Regions from separate parts of the Homo sapiens genome. Here region 2 is linked to region 1. The links are chromatin loops, found by intact Hi-C in ENCODE. Cell type or tissue: endothelial cell of umbilical vein. All regions are shown on one strand. Each heading gives the region's core, and the rest is flanking DNA. Links, peaks and the distances in the headings are about the cores only.

Region 1 (7,832 bases), core at 1,878-6,877:
TTAACAGAAGTCATTTTTCATCTACTGTATGTGGCTTTGGCAAAAGTAGTTTATTATTGTTTTAGCTTTACACCATAGACCCAAGATATGAATAGTGGGAAGGAAATATTATTACAGCTTGGTTCCCCTGTATTCTCTAGAAGATCACTAGAATATTGATTTCCTTTTGGCCTGATTCACTGTACAATGGTTTTATATGGGTGGGTTGTAAGAAACAAGAATTTATATATATATATATATATATATATATATACACACACACACACACACACACACACACACACACACGCACACACACACACATATATGCATATATAATTATACACATACAATTTCCTGTCTGTTTATTATCCATAATAAACACCTATTTTTATTATTTCAAAATAAATTACATTGAGATTTCTTGATTTGCCTGGAGAAATAAGGACAAGGTGCCTAGCTAAAATTAGAATTAAATGACTGGATTTTAGAGACAGGAATACGAGCTTGACTAGGTCCCAACTTACACTATATTCAATTTAAAAATCTAAGAAATGGCAAAAGCAATTCAACACATTTCTAGAAATTAAATGGTAAAGCCTAAGAGTGAAGGCTGAAACAATGCTACTGAATTAAGCTGCTGCAATCATTATGTACCTGTGGTTCCCAATTTTAATGTATTTTCACTGCATCAGGAAAACTTCCAGAAGACTAATAAAGGTGTTAAGAAGTAAAGCTAACTCCGACATACAGTCTCCCTGGCAATATATTTTTGTATTTTGTTTTGTTGTAATGCTGGTGACACTCCAGTTTGGTGCAGCCACAGGAACTGACATTTTCCAATCACTCTGGCATTTACAGCCCCCTCTTCACTCCGCATCCCACTGGGATCCTCCTCCTCAGAACTCACCGGCAAGGCTCGGCCTGCCTTCGCCACTGCCAGTCTTGTTTCATTTTGGTTTGATGAGTGGAGGTGCAGAGAGGGTGAGAGTGTTGTAACTAAGGACAGAAGTGAATGATAGCACATTTGTATTACGCAGCCACCCTTTTCTATTCCCAACTGAAGATCACCCTTAGGGATATGTGGTTTAAAAAGTAGCTGAGAGAAATAGCCAAAGGAAGAGGAAAATGGATGCGAGAAAGAACGTGAAACGAGCCTTCATACCACTCTCACTCCAGTCTCCCTTTCCTCTATTGCAGTTTTTCTCTTCTCTATGCTGATTTTTACTCCTCAGACAACTCTATTCCAGATTCCTTGTTTCTTCATTTGTGAAGCTCATCTTCATCTCTGCATGTCCTTGTCTCTGTCTTACTCGAAGCCAATCTCAGGGCCATGCCCCTATACATGTTTTTATTAATCCACCCTGAGTAATATGGTTGGTAAAATTCAAAGTGATCAAAAATGCCCTTTGGGATTGCATATATAATGTGAATTCCCTTGCTACTTTATATGACTACATGAGAAAGTTTGAACTCTCTGAAATAATGATAGGGCACTATAAAATGCACGGCGTTATTAATATAATCATATTTTTTCATGTTATAAGTACCAGAAATAGCAGGTGTCTGTATTCTGCTAACAAGCTCTGTAGCTACACATGCTGACATACTGGGAGTTCTAGAGGCAGTTCTAAATAAGTATAAAAATGCAACAAATGGCAAACCATTTATTAATCTCTTTAAGCTAAATTTTTTTCAAGTTATTTTTACAGTATCTTTTAAAACAAAATCCCATATGAAAGTAAATAAATTCTAAAAATTATAAAGCCTAGAATTTCACAGCATTGCCCAAATAGTTATGAGCTTTGTCCATATGTCAGTAGAGTTACAGTAAACTTAGTGATTAAGTTTTTCACTCAACACATTTCCAATAATTGCTTTTTCTGGATAGTGCACTGTACTAAATCCTATGGGAGATACACAAATACATAAACAATAGTCCTTATGCTCTAGAATTTTAAAGTTTGGTTATAATGGAAAGCGTATAGTCAAATAAACCCACAGATGAATGTCAAATAAATGAAGCACATAATGTATAGTATAGGAATTTAGAGTAGGAACAAATCCTTTTTGGAGAAAATGATTGTAGAAGTTAAAAGGAGCAGACAGCATTTAAACTGGACACTGAAATAAAATTCTACTTGGCAGAAAATTGAAGAGGTGATTAAAATAGCAATAACAACAGCAATTTTAATAATAATAACAACAAAGCAATCATGATGAAGTTCATTTTTGGAGCATGTCCTATATAATAATTTCAATGTTAACCCTTTATCTGTCTTATTTCATTTAATATTCAAAACAACCCGATGAGCTAGGAACTATCATTATGCTATTTTCAAAGATGAGGAAATTTGAACTTAGGGGAATAAAACAATTGGTCAAGAATATAGGGAATATAAATAAAAAGACCATAGTTTGAAAATAGGCTATTGTACAACATTCAAGCAAATGTACTGGTTCCAGTCTGTTTGTCTTAGATTCATTCATTGTTCTTTCTTGTCTCTATTTTGTGTCACATGATAGCAGACCCATACATGCAGCTTACTTTTTACCAGATTCAGCCAAATAGAGACACTGATGGGATATGACGGGTTAGAAAGAAGCTAAGAGATTTCTCTCCATTGTCTCTCTACTTTGGTTACCTCTTCCAGCAGCCACTGTGTAACCTCCCTGGCTCTACTATGTGTGAGACAAAACACGTATGGTCCAGTATTGACCAGGTTATCTGGCCCTGGGCTCCCTCACAATCTTCTCCTTAACTGTCCAGTATAGGAGTTGATTGAAGTAGATTCCTGTTCTTGCTAATCCCTCCATTATCCTGCTAGCCCTTCTTTACTTCTCAGCAATTTCATCACTGGTGCTACTAATTTCCACTATCAAACTCCCATTTGTAGAGACTTGATGTGATTTCTATTTTATTTTTATCTATGAGCAGGTACAATAAAATAAAATTTCAAAATATATTTAATAGAAAGGACACAAGCAAAGATTTCAAAGTGAGGAAATAGTAGCCACATTTACAAAGCTAATGGACTAGTTTTATTGGAGTAGGGAACTCAGGAAGTGGAATTCTGAGAATGAGTTTTGAAGGTACAAGATGGTGGATGAGTTTGAATGGTGGGGTTTATGCAACAGGAAATACAGAGTGATTCAAAGTTTGGAAAGAGTAATCTGAAATTCAGCAGTATGGGTTTGGTGAAGGAATGATGTCAAAGAAAAACTGCACCAAATTGAGTAAACGGGCAAGGAAGAATATTGCAACAGGAGTCAAGATGATTACAAAAGGAAGAGAGATTGCACTCAACTCTGCTGATGTAGAAAAATGGGAGAGATGTTAAGTGCCAAAGATAGCTAGTGGAAAAGAACTGGAGGACCTCAGGGAGGAAGTTGGTCAATGTGATTAGGCCATCTGTGTGTGCTAATTGATGCTTATCTAAGTTAGGCTCCTACCCTCCCACAGAGACTGAAAATAGGGGTGCTATCTTTCTTGATGTTTACATTTCAAAGGGATGGCTTCCAGGTCCTTGAGAAAGACATTCCTGGGTTATAAAAGTCAGAAGACGCTGGGGGATTTATATCTCAGAGGGGCAAAGAATTTACAATTGTACTTTTTCTAAAGTAAATGCCTTAAGAAAAGAAAGGTCAGGGACCTACAGTCAAGAAGAAACCTGTCTAAAATTTAGTCAAGCTGAGGAGAACATTAAGGACATCTTGATCAGTGAATAAAATTAAGGAGACCAGTAGAAGGTCATATAAGGTCATAATCTAAAGGTGTAGCAGAGAAAATGTGTAAAAATAATCAACAGAAATTGTCTGCTGGTTAGATATAGGTCAGGAAGAATAAGAAAGGGCAAATACAAGGTAAACTCAACTATTTTTCTCAGAGGGATGTGGCTTTAATATAAATGAAATAAGTGGAAATAATAACCCATTGGTATAAGGGGAAAGCCAATTGAATGGATGACCAATTCGAATTACTAGATTGATAATAGTCATTAACCAGTCGAGGACTAGCAAACCTCCAACAACATTTATTAGATGTATTTCTGTCTGAGAGAATGGAGAAATATTAATTATTTAAATGTAACCACTACTTTGTTTCCATGTGGTTTTTAAAAACATATTTTGAAGACAAATAATGGGAAAGTAATATGTATCACTAAAACCTTGAAGTGAATAACATAATTTGATCCTATTTTTATCTTTCTCTAGGTAAAGGAGAAAAAAAAAAAGATAGGGACGAAATAAACAAGAATGAGGTGATGTTTGCCCACATTGTGGGTCAATGTTTTCATATATTTATCTCATGTAATTCTCAAACAACCATGAAGCATGAAGAAGATATTATCTACCCTATCTTCAGATTAAACTTTGTTTACAAGGTAACAACCAATTGCAGAGCTGCCTTTGAATCTAAGTCTACCGAACTTCAAGATCTATACTCTGTTTGCTACAACAAGGTGCTTGGGATAAGTAGACTTCAATGAGCAGAGAAATTGATTGGAACTTGCATGAAATGATGACAAGTTTTTCTGATCAAAGGCCTTTGCTCTGCTAATGCATCAAATTACAGGTGGTTTCCTCACAAACACTCAATTTTTGCAGAGCTATTCACACTTCAGGTGAAAGTATATTTTTTTTTCAAGGATTAACCATTATTATTGGCTTTTCATATGTTAACTAAATCCATGCTGTTGTTGGAGGCAGTGCTACAGTTTGATGTGCTTGTTTGCCATGATGCAACTTGGTCGCCCTCTGGAGGCTATTTTTAGGATTGACTAGCAAGTCTTAATTTTGAAGAAAGGTCTTAACAATTTAACAACTCATTTTAAAGGTGTGGAAATTATGTATATATCATACTTAATTTTAAAGTTTCAAAGCATTGGGTCCAAAATATTGAGAGACTATTTTAAAATGTTCAATTTAACATTTTATGGCACAGAATATTTGGAATTTCACTTTCCCTTTGGAAATACAGATGGTCATGATTCCCTTTTCATCATGGAAAATCTATCTATACTGGGGTTCTTTTTTTCTTCCCCACTAAGAACACAAGGGCAATTAGCTCTATATAATAAAAAATAAACTATATGATATAATATTTTTCACTTTATTGGAAACAAAATCTGTGGTTTTAGGTACAGAAACCCATCTCTATATTTCCAGATTATTTGTATTTTCCTTTCTACCAGAGACAAAAGATGACAGCTTACAAAGATCTTTCTAAACAGAATGTCTTGAAGGATAAAAATGTTTTGTTCCCTAGTTCGTTCTTTTCAGTTTTTTTGTTGAAAGAGTATTATTCCAGTTAGTGAAAAATATACAGGCAAAGTGTTTTCCATATATTTATGACAGCTGCCATGACTTAGCTATAACTATTTTTCACAAAGTAAGCAGTTATGAGTTGCAACTTTAAACCTAGTGATTCTTTATTTGATTAAATGAATGTCAGCTTTTAAACAAATGAGCAGATGGAGAAGTCAGCCTCAGTCACTATTTGGAGTACATCATACAACCAGAGTTGTATAAAAGTCCTGTAACATGAATTTGTTATGGAGGTCTCTCCAGTCTCCTGAGACCATTTCACACTGTTTCTCACTGTGACTTTATATTCCATTGCTAAATGTTTTAGTGCAGTGTTTGAGACCCTGAAATATTTATTTTTTTAATTTTTAAATTTTATTTATTTATTTATTTATTTATTTATTTTTTGAGACGGAGTCTGGCTCTGTCACCCAGGCTGGAGTGCAGTGGCACGATCTCGGCTCACTGCAAACTCCACCTCCCGGGTTCATGCCATTCTCCTGCCTCAGCCTCCCGAGTAGCTGGGACTACAGGTGCTCGCCACCATGCCCGGCTCTTTTTTTTTGTATTTTTAATAGAGATGGGGTTTCACCGTGTTAGCCAGGATGGTCTCGATCTCTTGACCTCGTGATCCGCCCGCCTCAGCCTCCCAAAGTGCTGGGATTACAGGCGTGAGCCACCGCGCCTAGCCGACCCTGAAATATTTAACAAGACAAATACATAATGCTTACTACATGGCTTCCTTATATCACTCCTCAGTTATTTCCTTGTAACAACTGGACACAGCCCCAGGGCCCTATCCAGCAGAAAGGTGGTGTCAAGCACTGCGTGTTGTATTCTATGATCTTTGGCCCTCCAATTGCCTTTTAGCCACTTTCTTGACACCTCAACACATGTTCCAGCAGAACATTTCTTAAGGCACAGACTTTTAGGGAGTCTTGAATCCATGCTGGAAATGGAGAGGGGAGAATGGAGGAAGAGAAGGGAAAAATACAGGAAAGACAAACACAAATATTTTTTATAAATCTTTCAGCCACAAAAATTATAGGCACCATGCAGAGCAAGTGGGGAAATTTAGATTCATGCATTAATTTACCAATTAGAATGACAGATAAGAGTGAATAAAGAAGTATCTAAGAGGTAAATTGGATAGGATTGGCAATTGATAGGATATAGTGGATGATGAGAGAGGGTGAAGTCAAAGTTAATGGCTAGACTTCTGGTTTATATAACTGAATGAATGGTGCCACCATACACTAAGACAAACAAAGATGGAGCAGGACAGATTAGAGGTTGCGGGAGAGCATGCATATGTTGAGTTTTATGTTTATTTAAAATAAACAGGTTGAGATGTTAAATAGGTACTGGATATACAGAATTTAAAACTGAGGTCTTGGATACAGCAGGTCCTCAAATAACGAAGTTTAATTTAACATCATTTAGTCATAAAGTTGATGAGAAAAAAAAATTAACTCCCACCTGAGGCCACAGTCTACGTGGAGTTTGCACATTTTCCCCATGTCTGTGTGGGTTTTGGCCTCATACTCTGGTTGCTTCCCACATCCCAAAGCTGTGCACATTAGCTGAATTGGCATGTCTACATGGTTCCAGTTTGAGTGAGTATGAGTGTGTGAGTGAGTGTGACCTACGATTGGATGGCTTCCCTGCCAGGGCTGGTTTTTGCCTGGAACCCTGAGATGCTGGGATAGGTTCCCATCACCCACCATTCTGAAATGAAATAAGCAGGATGGAAAATGAATGAATGAATGAATGAATGAGTACAAATTATTGTCAAGTAAAAATTTGTTAAGTACATGACAATCCTACAAATGCACATTTATTATCATGCCAAAAGTGCTCAGGGAGCATGCTATATTTCCTATTATTTGTTTTTGAACTTTATGGTACAAGGGGGTACTCCTGAAAATTTTCACTTTGCAAACATTTATTTCATAATTTAACCCATCACTGCTGTGACTGCCATCATTCACTGATTCACCAAAAAAAAAAAAAAAAAAAAAGTGGATCACTAACTATCTTACTTGATTTTATCAATTTAACTTAAATGTATGTGTAGCTCACATTTATTTCAATGTTTAATATTAGAAGTGTTTTTGTTTTTTATTTATAAGTTTGGTGATGGTTTTGTTACCAAAAATAGTCCATTAGAACTTATCTCTTATTTATATCTACTAGCCTATGGAAAAATTGGTTTCATTATGCATAGTTTTGCTTAAAGTCAGAGTTTTCAAAAATCTATCCACAATGTTAAAAGAGGACTTATTGTACATGTATGTCCAATTTTCATGGGGGTGGAAATTAAAGCTGTGGAAAGAATTTATATTTCCATAAAATATCTTGATAATTTTATAGAAACCCACATATTTTATGCTACTAAAGTGAGAGAATATAATAGTCTAGAATTGAATTTTGAAAAATTTCAACACTTAATGTTTGGAAAGAAGATGTATCTGCAAAAGAGATGGAGATTGAGCAACCACAGAGATAAGCGAAAACCAGGAGAGTCTTAGCCCAAGGAAAATTAA
Region 2 (7,832 bases), core at 985-5,984, 1.8 Mb before region 1:
TCTTAGCATGTAGAATTTCATAAAAACTTATAAGCCTCATCCTTAGAAACCTGAAAGGAAAATGCTGATGCCTGTGAAATACGTTAACCATTGCAGGGTCCCAGGGCTCTAGGCCTAGACCAGATAATTTATGAAACCAATTCTTAATGAACATTTTAATTAGCTAGGAAGCAAGTTTTAACATTAATAGGAACAAAACTATAATTATTCTTTGTTGGTATTAAAGAAGAAATAATTTTGGAGGTAAGATTTTCCAACTTTGCTGTATTTTTAAAAATCACCTTTCTTCTTCAGAGTTTTCCGAAGTGAGAAGACATTTTAATTCCATATTACTATACAGGCACTTTCCTGACCCTAAATCCCCAACCATTTGAAGATGACCTACTATTCATCTTCCAAGGCTCAGTTCAAGATGCACATCATCTGTGAAGGTTTTCTTGATCAACCTCTCTCTACTCTTCCCCTTTCAACTTTCCTTCTGGGAAAACTTGTCCCTCTCTGCTTGTTTCCACATGGCATTTGCTTTAAAAAAAAATCGAGTAATAGAATACAAATTCAATTTGCATCAAATAGATCTTATAAAAATATCAAATGAAATTCAGTATAAATCCTATTAGTTCTAAAAATATTTTTAGGACTTTGAGATGCATTGACTACATGGCAATTATTATATTTTTGGAATTACAGAATATTATTAAAGGGGAAATCCTATTTAACCAAAAGAAAACAAGCTAATATTTAGATAAATAGTTCCCTCTCCAAATCAAGATAGTTTGTATACACACACACAACACATACACGTTTGTATAGTGTAAGTGTGTCTCCCTCTGTGGAAGGGGGGAAGATAGGGCCACATGATTGTCTTGTATTTTGTAATATGTGTGATACGTGTGTGTTTGTGTGTATGTTTAAGTTGCTTTAAATGTAAAGTAAATGTGCATTTAAAAATATACTGAGCTGAGGGCCAGGCGTGGCGGCTCATGCCTGTAATTCCAGCACTTTGAGAGGCCGAGGCGGGCAGTTCACTTGAGGTCAGGAGTTCAGGACCAACCTGGCCACCATGACGAAACCCCGTCTCTACTAAAAATACAAAAATTAGCCAGCTGTGGTGGTGGGCACCTGTAATCCCAGCTACTCGGGAGGCTGAGGCAGGAGAATTGCTTGAACCAGGGAGGCAGAAGTTGCAGTGAGCCAAGATTGTGCCACTACATTCCAGCCTGGGCAACAGAACGAGACTCAGTCTCAAAAAAGAAAAAAAAATAACATAGCTATATATGTGTGTGTAAATCAGGCACCACAGGTTTTAATCCCTAATTTTTATCTTTCTGGTATTTTCTTGGGTAAATTAATTTCTTCGATCTTCAGCGACTTCTTGCTTTAAATTGTAAAAATTTAAAAGCTGTTATCAAACTGGTCCTGAAGTAAAAACATACTGTAAACCAAAAATAAAAGGCTAACTCCCCCTCCAAAGGGACTTCCTCCTCAGCCAGGGCTCTTAAAATTTAACCTGAAAGACTGGTTCAGGCCAAGAAGGGAAGTGGGGGTCAGACATGCCTCATTATACCTCTCTGACACTTACATCAACACAGACTTTAAGTCTGATAAGAAGCACTCTACAGCCTCTTCTCTCTGAAGCCTGCTAGCTAAAAGCTTCATCTACATGATAAAACTTTGGTATCCACAATGTCTTATCTCAACCCAAACATTCCTTTCTATTGATCCCAGGTCTTTAGACAAACTCAACCAATTGTCAACCAGAAAATGTTTAAATTTACCTACAGCCTGGAAGCCCCCACCCCCACCCAGTTGTCCTGCCTTTCTGGACCAAACCAATGTATTTCTTTTTTTTTTTTTTTTTTTTAATTTTATTTTTTTCAGACGGAGTCTCGCTCTGTTGCCCAAGCTGGAGTGCAGTGACACAATCTTGGCTCACTGCAACCTCCGCCTCCCAGGTTCACACCATTCTCCTGCCTCAGCCTCCCGAGTAGCTGGGACTACAGGCGCCTGCCGCCACGTCTGGCTAATTTTTTTTCCCTATTTTTCATAGAGACGGGGTTTCACTGTTTCAGCCAGGATGGTCTCGATCTCCTGACCTTGTGATCCGCCCGACTCAGCCTCCCAAAGTGCTGGGATTACAGGTGTGAGCCACCGCGCCAGGTCAAACCAATGTATTTCTTAAATGTACTTGATTGATGTCTCATGCCTCCCTAAAATGTGTAAAACCAAGCTGCACCCCAACCACCTTGGGCACATGTCGTCAGGACTTCCTGAGGCTGTGTCACAGGCGCGCGAATTCCACCTTGGCAAAAATCAACTTTTTTTTTTTTTTTTTTTTTTTTTTTTTTTTTTTTTGAGACAAAGTCTCATTCTATCACCCAGGCTGGAGTGCAGTGGCACAATCTCACTGCAACCCCCGCCTCCTGGGGACAAGCAATTCTCGTGCCTCAGCCTCCCGAGTACCTAGGATTAGGCAAAATCAACTTTCTAAATTAACTGAGACCTGTCTCAGATTTTCTGGGTCTACAATACAAATGCTTTTTAAAAATTACTTGTAAATATGTTTACTTACCTCTCTAATTAAAGAGGTTTTGACCCAAGATACAAAAACTGAGATCAGCTTTGCTTATATTGTGGCTTTCATATTCCAATTACATTAGTCTATTCATCTAGCAATCAAATTAAATAAAATCTAAAGATGTTATAATTCCCAGTTATAATAAAAAGCCTATAAACTCTTCAGTGGTTTACACAGCACCTGGAACAATGTGACAGATGACAGAGGACTCTGTCTTCAGTTAGTGGAAACTGCTATATTAACATTCCTATCAAAAATCTATTTTTCCTTATATTTGCATGGTCTCAAATGTATTTCTAGTTTTATATGTGTAATTTTAAGCACATCACTCATAAAATAATATGTTTCAGTACAGTAAAATTTAATGATTTCAGATTGCACTGAAAGGCATCTTTAAAAGATACTAAAAAATCAATTTCTGTGGCGTTTACCTTGTCCTAAAATATGCCTATTTAACATGTGCCTCAAAAGCTGAATTCTAGTCCAAGCACAAAATATTGTCCTTAAAATTGTACATCTTCTTTATTATCAATTATGGCATACCGAATTATATACTTAGTATGTTTAAAAATTCTGCTTTTTAAAATACATGCCCTTGCATACAAATTGAATGATTTAATGTTTTAAGCTATTAATGCCAAAAATGTCTGAGTTATTTGGTATTGATATTCATCTTGGCACCCATAGAATCGTTGATTGCAGTGAAGAGAATAAAACTGCTGTAAAATATTGCTTCTCTGCACAAAGTAAAACTTACCTAAAATATTTTGACGTCTGGTAGGTAGAAATGATGTTAAAATAATCTTCCTACCTTAATTTGGTATTAAATCTTAATCATTTCAAAATTCATTGGTAATATTTATTTCTAAAGTGTGACATGATTGAACAGATGTCACATTTATAAGTTTTGTTTAAATATCTTTGAGAGAAACAACCTTAAAAATTAAAAGGTAAGAAACCCCCACAAATTCTAAAATGTCAGATACTGCTACATTAGAGGAATTAGTTATAAAGCCAAGGAGTGTGAAAACACGTGGGCAAAAACTGCATGACCCAGAGGATGGGAAATAAAATGCTGCTAAGCCACAGATGCCTAAAGCCTATTTTTCATTTTCAATAAATTGAAAGTCCCTTTGAAACACACTTCTGTGCAAGAAAATCACCTTAACACAGGTTAATAGAAATATTCTCTTAAATGATAGATGAAATCCTGTCAGAGTAATAAATCTATGATCATACAATATAATATACTCAAGTTGAAAATCCTGAGTCATATATTTTAAAATCAAATGTAAAGTTTATTTAAAATGATGAAACCCAAAAGCTGCCTATGTCCTTATGATAAATAAATGTGGGTCACTAGAGGGCGCACATTCCCTTTCAGAGCTTGTCTTCAATTTGGCTTCTTTCGTTTTCTTATCTGCATAACGAAAATATGGTGACAAATGAAATTTTCATGGAAGTTTTACTTACACAGAAATATAAAATGTCCAAAGATATAGATAAAATAGTGTACAAATAATATGTAAGTAAGACACTCTCAGATGCACTGTTAAAATGCCTTCAGCCATTTTGAGGTACACACAAAAGTACCTTGAAGCCATAATACATAGAATCCCTTGAGAAAATATGTCCACAGTTTGGAGAGTCATGCTTAGTTCAAATAATTTAGTAAAATTTTCTGGATTATGTAGCAAGTAGTTTTCCTTCCCAAGTTCATTGATTTTAACTAATTTTTGAATGTTTAGTTAAATATGTGGACACTCGTACTCTAAAAATCTGCTTAAAATTATACTCCTAAATCACCTAAAGTTTTTTAAAATGCCAAACTTTCATTCAAATTTAAAGAACAGAAAAGAGACATATATATCATTTTAAGCATCTTAATCAGGTCACAGGCTTTCAAAAAGAAAACTTAATCGCTCAAGAAACCTTGTATGTTATCTGTAATAGCTTTTATTTTTGCAGATTGATCATGAATAGAAAAGTTGAAGATCTTCATTTAGTTTCAATACACAGTGAAGCACTGAGTCAAGACTCAAGAACAGGTCTGTCTGAATCCAAAGATTTCTACAACACTACATTTTTCTTTTGTTCCAAATAAACGAGAAACCCATCTTAAAAAAAAAATAAGGATAAGTCAATATAGAATTACTGTTCATTGCTACACAGTACAGTAATTTAGTGGTTTTGACTACGCTATCTTGGATTATATGAGAATTTGATTGAAGTCTCTAATATCAGGATATTAATTCTGAAATTTTTCATTAAAATATGATCCTTAGTTGTATACTTTGTACCCTAATGGCAATATAAAATAATTTATTTCCCAATTTATTATTACCTTGGAATTTCCCTTAATTTCCTAAAATCCTCAACTTTCTAATCTGATGATACAATTTCTCACATCAGAGAAAATATTAAGCATAGATGAAAAAAGTTACTACTTATTATATAATGTGGTTAAGACCATGGTGAGCTCCAAAAGTCTTGCACTTGGAAAAAAAAGTTCAATTATATGGAAATTCCACTTATTTTTGATGCTGAAAAAGACATCTAAATTTTAAAGAAATCTTTTCAGTGAAAAAGGTCTCTGTATTTAAAGATAATCAAGTGTTGCCATGGGACACTAGAGTCAATGATACTTCAGAATGTAGAACAGACATAATCTAGAATAAGTGCAGCTTCCATAGACTTTGGCAAATTCTTAAGGAGTCCCAGTCAAGCATTTTATTTCAGCTAAATAATTTGATGAAATCACCTTTAACTTATTACAACATAGCAAGGCGAGGAATTTCCGAAGGCAACACCCTAAGCTAGGCTGTCTGGGTTCAAATCCTAGCTGCGATGCTTCCTGTAAACTATGTGACCATGAGCAAGTCACTTGAAATTTCTATGACACATTGTTATCATTGGCAAAGAGTGACAATAATAAAACTTACTTCGTAATGCTATTTTAAGTGTGAAATACATTAATATGTAGCAAATACTTGGTAGAAGCCATATACATATTAGCTATTGTTATTAATATCTTCCATGATCCTTTTTTAACTGGCTTTAAGCCCTATGCCATTTCTCACTTTCTCACGTGTGAGAGTAGTCATATTTGTTTTAGTGTCTTCTTAATGACTGATAAAGTAAAAGCCACAATTGGAATAACAAGAATAAAAACTGCAAACACAGCTATAACAAAGACAATGAAACATATAAACAAAAATCAACAGCAAAATAGTCTCATTTTACCCATTAGTGCCGGAATCCCCAAAGTATGTTCTATGGGACAAATATGGTCTGCCATCTAATTTGGTAAATAAAATTTTACTGGAACTCAGTCATGCTCATTCATTTATACATTGTTTATGGCTGCTTTCTAGCTATAGCAGCAGAGTTGAGTAGTTTTAAAATAAATTTTATGATACACAAAACCTAAAATATTTACTCTCTGGCCCTTTAGAGAAAACTTTTCTTTCCCCCTTCCCAGTCTATGAAACCAAGGTAAGATGGCCTCTCTCTCCCAACTCTCAAGTGAGATCAAAATGATATGGTTCACAGTAGCCATATCATATTTCTCTCTCTCAAAAATATGCAATGGCTCCCCATGACCAGAAGGTTTAAGTCTACATGCCTTAATCTTTTATTGAATACCTTTAGTTATTATGAACTCAACCTACCTTTTCAACCTCATTCCTTACTTCTAAACTTCCTTTACTTCATACTTCTGCTGGAGGCAAACAAGAATACTTAATCCCATGTAAGTTTTGTTCGCATACAGGCTTTCCCCTGCAATGAATTGTCACTTTCCTCATCTTGAGCCCAATGCTTCCCTACTCTTTAATTATCCAGTCAGATGCTAATTTTCCCATAAGTCTTCCATGCCTCTCAAGCAGGAAGTGAACTTTTCTTCCTTAAAACTTTTCTAACATTTTATTAGTACTTCTTCATGACAGTTTATGCTGGGTGCAAGCTTCCTGAGGGAAAGCTTAGATTTACAGTTAAAGTAACTGGAGTGTTTTACATACCATAGCAATCCATTAGATATTAGTTGAGTGAATAGGAAAATTAGCATGAAAACTAATGTTGCTGTCTCTTCTTTCTTGAAATGATGTGGACTCATAATGACTACAGAAGTGTTCAAAGAAACCCACCATGCATTGGATGATGACTTGGACCCTGTGGGAGGCAATTTAAACTTTAAACTCTCTCAGTGTGAAAGGTCCTTGAGTTTAAGAGAAGTCAACATGCTTGTGGGTCTTTCAAGTTTAAATAACTTCCAACCCGGGTTCCAAAAGGATCTAGTGCAATGTGGAAAGCCATTTCAATCTGACGTGTACTTAATGCCCCACTGCCAGCATCATGACCTGTTTCAATCCATCTACTGTGTTAGTAAGCATCACTATGAACTTTAGTCAAAACAGAAGTAATACTCATTGCTTAACAAAGCCGGTTTTTAGTCAGCTAGCACTTACATAACAAAATACCATAGACTGGGTGGCTTAACCAACAGCCACTTATTTCTCGCAGTTCTATAGGCTACAATTCCAAAATTAAGGTACCAGCAGGATCAGTTCCTGGTGACAGCCTTCTTCCTGGCTTGTAGACAGCCTCTGGTATAGTTTGGATATTCGTCCCTTCCCAAATCTTATGCTGAATTGTAAACTCCAGTGCTGGAAATGGGGCCTGGTGGCAGGTGTTTGGATCATGGGAGCGGATCCCTCACGGCTTAGTGCTGTCTTTGCGATAGTGAGTTCTCCTGAGAGAACTCACTTACAAATGTGTGCCACCTCCCCCTGCACTGTCTCACTCTCCTTGTCCCATTCTTCCATGTGATGTGACTGTTTCCCCTTTGCCTTCCATCATGATTGAAAGCTTCCTGAGACCTCCCCAGAAGCAGACGCCACCATGCTTCCTCTACAGCTTGCAGAACCGTGAGCCAGTTAAATCAATTTTCATGTAAGTCACTCAGTTGCAGGTATTTCTTTATAACAGTGCAAGAACAGCCTAAGACAACCTCCTTCTTGCTGTGTCCTCCCAAGGCAGGGAGAAAGAGCCAGCAAGCTCTTTGTTGTGTCTTCTTATAAGGGCCCTAATCTCCTCAGAAGAGCCCTATCTTCATGACCTCATCTAAATCAAATTATCTTCCAAAGTCTCCATTTCCAAATTCCATCACATTGGAGATTAGAGCTTCAATATAAGAATTTAGGGAGGACACAATTCAGGCCATCCCAGCCTGGCATCATTTTTATATCTCTGTGGTAGC

Evidence for each region. Hi-C counts contacts between places; a loop is a spot of excess contacts. Peaks named below come from ENCODE experiments on the same cell type or tissue, not always from the same donor. Only the 100,000 strongest peaks of a DNase experiment are listed, where the experiment ranks them.
Region 2: a loop joins it to region 1, with 20 times the contacts of the local background. A loop is called at or near these places in 7 of 110 quality-filtered maps.

What each region holds. Positions count from the first base shown.
Region 1 is chrX:34,296,348-34,304,179 of GRCh38, forward strand. No RefSeq gene overlaps it. Among named protein-coding and RNA genes, the nearest start is that of FAM47A, 170 kb to the left of the region's middle. In endothelial cell of umbilical vein, for the core only: no CTCF peak of the experiment used is centred there; a DNase peak (open chromatin) is centred at 4,734.
Region 2 is chrX:32,527,065-32,534,896 of GRCh38, forward strand. The region is part of intron 17 of DMD (dystrophin); the gene reads right to left. Among named protein-coding and RNA genes, the nearest start is that of MIR3915, 53 kb to the right of the region's middle. In endothelial cell of umbilical vein, for the core only: a CTCF peak has its summit at 3,948 (motif pointing right); a DNase peak (open chromatin) is centred at 3,957.